2 separate regions of the Homo sapiens genome follow, and region 2 is linked to region 1. The links are chromatin loops, found by intact Hi-C in ENCODE. Cell type or tissue: MCF 10A. All regions are shown on one strand. Links, peaks and the distances in the headings refer to the core of each region. The heading gives the core; the rest is flanking DNA.

Evidence for each region. Hi-C counts contacts between places; a loop is a spot of excess contacts. Peaks named below come from ENCODE experiments on the same cell type or tissue, not always from the same donor. Only the 100,000 strongest peaks of a DNase experiment are listed, where the experiment ranks them.
Region 2: it touches region 1 in a loop (5-fold over the local background); 2 of 110 quality-filtered maps call a loop at or near these places.

The regions. Positions count from the first base shown.
Region 1 is chr2:128,805,955-128,808,762 of GRCh38, reverse strand. No RefSeq gene overlaps it. Among named protein-coding and RNA genes, the nearest start is that of LINC01854, 470 kb to the left of the region's middle. In MCF 10A, for the core only: no CTCF peak of the experiment used is centred there; no DNase peak of the experiment used is centred there.
Region 2 is chr2:129,055,472-129,058,279 of GRCh38, reverse strand. No RefSeq gene overlaps it. Among named protein-coding and RNA genes, the nearest start is that of LINC01854, 220 kb to the left of the region's middle. In MCF 10A, for the core only: no CTCF peak of the experiment used is centred there; a DNase peak (open chromatin) is centred at 1,779.

The DNA of each region.
Region 1 (2,808 bases), core at 11-2,510:
GTAAGAACCCCTTTTGCCCCTTCAAGCAGCACTGGCACAGGCCACGGGGACATACAGTTACAGAAGATACACCAAGCAAGCAGGCCAAAGTCATGCTGCAAAGATGGAAAATTAACCCACCATTGGAACCACAGCACACAAAAGCAGGCCAGCAACTGTGTGCTTAAATAGAGTGACTGTCTACTAAAAATAGAAGATTTAAATAGCATCCAAGGCACTTCTGACAAATAGACAAAATGTCCAAGACACAATAAAATATCACCAGTCAAAAAAAAAAAAAAAAACACACAAGAAAATCACAACTTGAATAAGAAAAAAAAAAACTTACACCATCACGGTAATGAAACAAATGATGGAATTTTCTGTAAAGAATTTAAAACAGTCATTATTAAAATGCTTCAACAGTCAGGCGCAGTGGCTCACTCCTGTAATCCTAGCACTTTGGAAGCCTGAGGTGAGTGGATCACTTGAGGTCAGGAGTTCGAAACCAGCCTGGCTAACATGGTGAAACCCTGTCTGTACTAAAAATACAAAAAAATTAGCCCAGCACAGTGGCAGGCACCTGCAATCCCAGCTACTTAGGAGGCTGAAACAGTAAAATCACTTGAACCTGGGAGACAGAGGTTGCAGTGAACCAAGGCCGCACCACTGCACTCCAGCCTGGGTGAGACAGCAAGACTCCATCTCCAAAAAAAAAAAAAAAAAAGCTTCAACATTCAATTACAAAATATTTTGAAATAAATGAAAAAATAGGAAAGAAATAGATGTTATAAAAAGCAACCAAAGGGAAATTATAGATCTGAAAAAATCAATAACAGAAATGAATGAGCTCAATAGTAGAGTGGAGATGATGAAGGTTATAGTTAGGTAACATGAAGATAGATCAATAGCATTCACCCAATCTGAACAAACTAAAAACAACAAACAAAAATAAAAAACAAGATGAAGTCCTCAGGGATCTGTAGGAAAATAACAAAACTTTGAAACTTCCAGCACTTGTATGGTCAGAGTCCCAGTAGGAATAAAAAGGAAGACCTGAAAAAGTATTTGAAAAAAATAGTTGACAACCATCCTAAGTTAGATGAAAAACACAAACATAGAGATTCATTAAAATGAGCAAAGCCCAAATAGGATACACACAAAGAAATCTAGGACAAGGCACATCATAATTAAACTCTTGAAACCTAAAGACGAAGTTAAAATCTCAAAAGCAACTGGAGAGTAGTGACACCCTATGTGTGGTGAATACCATTTGGATGACAGCAGATTTCTCAGCTGGAACCATGGAGGTCAGAAAGAAGTGGCACAATATTTTTCAAATGCTGAAAGAAAAGAACCATCAACCATGAATTCTATATCTGGTGAAATTATCCATCAGAAATGAAGGGGAAATAAAAAAATTGTCAGATTAAAGAAAACTAAAAGAATTGGCCACCAGCAGACCTACTTTTAAATAATGGCTCAAAAAATTCTTTACATAGAAAGAAAATTATAAAAGAAAGAATTTTGGAGCAGCTGGAAAGAAGGGGAAACAATGGAAGGAGCCAAAATATGGGTTCAAATAATATAGTATTTTTGTGCTTATAAGTTTTATAAATAACATTGGATTACTGAAGTAAAAATTGTGACACTATCTGAGACCAAAAGTAATGATATTTAGAAGTGGGGAAGGAAAACAAACCTAAGTGGAAGTGAGGTTTTCACATTTCACTTGAAGTGAAATTTTTAGGATACCATGTTGATGCCAGATCAATAGAATCCACTCAGTCTGAATGATAGAGAAAATCTAGACTGAAAAGCAAAACAAGAACAGAGCCTCAGGGATCTGTAGGAAAGTAACAAAATTTCCAACATTTGTACGGTCAGAATTCCAATAGAGGAAAGAAGGAAGACCTGAAAAAGTTTCTGAAAAGTACACTATTCTAAGTCACATATATGTATGTTGTAATACTCAACCACTAGGAAAACCGTACGATGAAGTATTCTCAAAATACTATAAATAAATCAAAATATTATCCCACACATATTCTCAAGTAATCTGCAGGAAGACAAGAAAAGAGAAATAGTAACGAGAACAATAGGAAACAAAACCCAAATAATAAAATGATAGACAAGCTATTAAGTAACATATTAATAGTTAGCATAAATGTAAATAGCCTGAATACCCAATCAAAACATAGCAGTTGAAAGTGAAAGGATGAAAGTTAAAGGATAGGAAAAGATATACCATACAAACAATCAAAACAAAGCACAGCAAAAGGGGCTATCGTAATATCCGATAAGACCAAATTCAGAGTCAAAAAAATTACCACAGACAAACAGGAACATTATGTATTGATAAAAGGGTCAGTCCACCAGGAAAACAGAACAATCCTGAATTTGAACAAACCACGGAGCCTTGAAATGCTTTAATGAATAGAGATAAAAGGAGAAATAGACAAATACATTACTAGAGTTGGAGACGTCAACACTTTTCAAGAATGGATGCAACCACTCTACAGAAATTCATCAAGGATATGGAAGATCTGAAAAAAACAACCAAGGAAAGGGGTCCCACTGACATAGAACACTATGCTCGAGAAAAGTAAATATGCATCTTTTTCAAATCTGCATTCACCAATAAAGACCACATCCTAGGCCATAAAGCAAACATCAGCAAATTTTAAATAATTGAAATAATACAGAATATGTTTTCTGATCACAATGGAATCAAGCTAGAAATCACTAACAGTCTGAAAACAGAAAAATCTCTAAAGAGGTGGGATTAAACAACACACTTCTAAATAATCCATGGGTTGACTAGGCAGT
Region 2 (2,808 bases), core at 271-2,770, 250 kb before region 1:
TGCCTGTAATCCCAGAACTCTGGGAGGCCGAGGCAGTTGGATTGCTTGAGGTCAGGAGTTTGAGACCAGCCTGGCCAACATGTTGAAACCCCATCTCTACTAAAATATAAAAATTAGCTGGGCGTGGTGGCAGGCACCTGTAATCCCAGCTACTAGGGAGGCTGAGGCAGGAGAATTGCTTAAACCCAGGAGGCAGAGGTTGCAGTGAGCTGAGATGGCGCCACTGCACTCCAGCCTGGGCAACAGAGCGATACTCCGTCTCAAAAAAAAAAAAAAAAAAAAGAAGAAGAAGAAGAAGAAGAAGAAGAAGAAGAAGAATTCTGTGATTCGTCTGTGCTCAGCAGAAAACAGGGCCTCTGTACTGCGGGTGCAAGAATGAGGGAGTCTAGGTGCACACGCCTCTCTGCCCTGAACTTGCCATCCATACCAAGGAAAGCAGACTGTATGCTTCCTACTCTCCAACCACATAAAGACAGAAAAACTCAGCACATGCAGAAACAGGGGCCTGCTCTATTCTGGTGGAGCCACTCCAGGCCCCGACTGTGCGTAAAGGGTGGATTGTCTCACGAGGCACCACGACGCCGCGGGCTACACCATGGTCTTCCAGAGGGGACAGCAGCCCTGGGATGGAAGTTAGGAGGCCTGAGCTCTCACTCCCTCATTCTTTCATTTTAACCAATAACAAGTTAGTGAGAAACTGCTCCATGCTGCGCCATGTGCTAGACATGAAAGCAGACAGGAAGAGAGTCTTGGCTTCTAAAAGTGTCTAGGCTGGTCTTCATTCCTCCTGCCACCAACCTTGTGCACTTTCGATGAGGTGCCTCAGGAGGAAATCTTGAAGTCTTCCACTCAACAGGAATGTATAGAGGATAAGGATGGGTCAGGCACCAGGCAGGAGTGGGAGACCCAGGGCACATCTTGACCTTCAGAGGCTTAGAGCAAGAAAGCAGGCAGGTATGTAAGGCACAGAGATGCTCTGTAGGAATCTGCAGAGAGAGCTAGGAAGAGAGGAGGGGCACTACCTGGGGACAGGGTGGACAGGGTGCTAAAGGAAGGCTTTGCAGGTGCCCTTGAGCTGAGCCTTGATAGGTGGAATCAGCACTCTTCATGCAGGAATCGGGCAACGTCAGCAGGAAGAGAAATTTCAGCAAAGTTCCAAAGGTGTGGAAATGAATCAGGCCTGAGCAGCCTCACAAATGTTTTTGTACAGCTGGAGGTAAGCAGCAGCAGCATCTGAGAGGAGCTGCAGAGGGGCAGGGGCAGGTCCAGGAGCCCTTGCCACAAGGTCAAACTGTGTGACTTTGTCTTGAAGGGCAGAGTGCAGTCTGCAGTCCCATGTTGTCTTAGAAAGCATCCTTACTGACAGCCTGCGAGACAGAGGGCTGAAAGGTGCAGGGCAGGAAGGCCCAAGAGTCTGCCCGTGGCTGCAGTCCAGGAGGGAGAGGACTATGGCTGCATTTCCACATCTGGCACAGGGCCGGGCACATAGCCATGCCTGGCAAAGACTTGCTGAGTGGATGGGTTAACAGAGAAAAAGTGGATCTGTGAGATGACACTGGCAGTGGAAATGGGGGAGGGGACATTGGTGCTCCCTAGGGAATCAGTGGGACCTGTATTTCACATGGGCATGAGAATTGCTGGCTGGGTGCCTGTCCTCTGTGGGGAGGCAGCCGTGGGGCCTATGGCTGCTCAGGGGCCCTGGGCATAAATCCCCAGTGTCTAGTCGAGTTCATTGTGCATGGTTTGACTCCTTTCCTCCCACCTGGTAACCTGGAACATGGAGTTTTGCCTGGGGCAAGGCCTCTGATCCATCCACCTACATGCTGTTCTACAGGGATGGGGCAAGACAAACTCTGAGTCACAAACATGTTCAGGCAGGGTTGGGGCCTGACCCAGGTCTCTCCATACCCCAGCCTCTTTCTAATTCACCATGGAGGCTGCATTCTCTGTAAAAAGTGGAAAATCATTGACCAAATCCCTCTTGACAACTGTAATATCTTTGTTGTGGTTTTTAAGAAACATTACTTTTTTTCTTCTCTTATGACTTTTAGCTCAATTTTATAAATGAATTAGTTGTTAAGAAAAAATAAACACTGCACAATATAAGCTGCAAAACAGCACCATTGTTCAAGAGAAGAATCACTCTGAGCAGCTCTAGCTTCCTCAAGAAACATCTGCCTGGCAATGCCGGTGAGGGGGCACATGAGGGTCATGGGCCACTGACTCCTCCCTGTGAGCCGGTTCCCAGGGGTGTGAGGAGGCAGTGTCTTGGACTGAGCATCTGCCACTTGCCCGTTGCTATCTGCTTCGCAGCAACCTGCTGCTGAGAATGTGTGTCACTTACGGATAATGGGACAGGCTCAGAGAAGGTCATGCGTTCTTAGCAAAGTTGAAGGCCAGTGATGAACAGGACTGCCAGAAGGGCTTGCATTTTGCACCCTGAGTGTCCTCCAAACCCTGCGTGGGTTTGGTCATGGCTGAGCAATGACACTGGAATGAGAGATACAGGACTACTTGAGTCAAAAACATCAGCGCTAGCAGGCTTGAGACTCCAAGCTTCCTGGACATTTCTGAAACAGGCCTTAAAGAGGAGAGAGATGAGTACACAGATGAAGCCCCACATTGCTATAAAAGTCAATGTCTTGAACTGAGTTGGAATCCACATCAACATGCCCTTCCCATCCCCAGAAGAAAGCAGAGAACGTGCTGTCAGGGCCCTAGACTGGCAAGGAAATACTTGCGACTTCGGGATGGTTTCTCTGTAATATCTGAGAAGGGATCATCCCCCAGGTCGGGCTGGTACCAAAG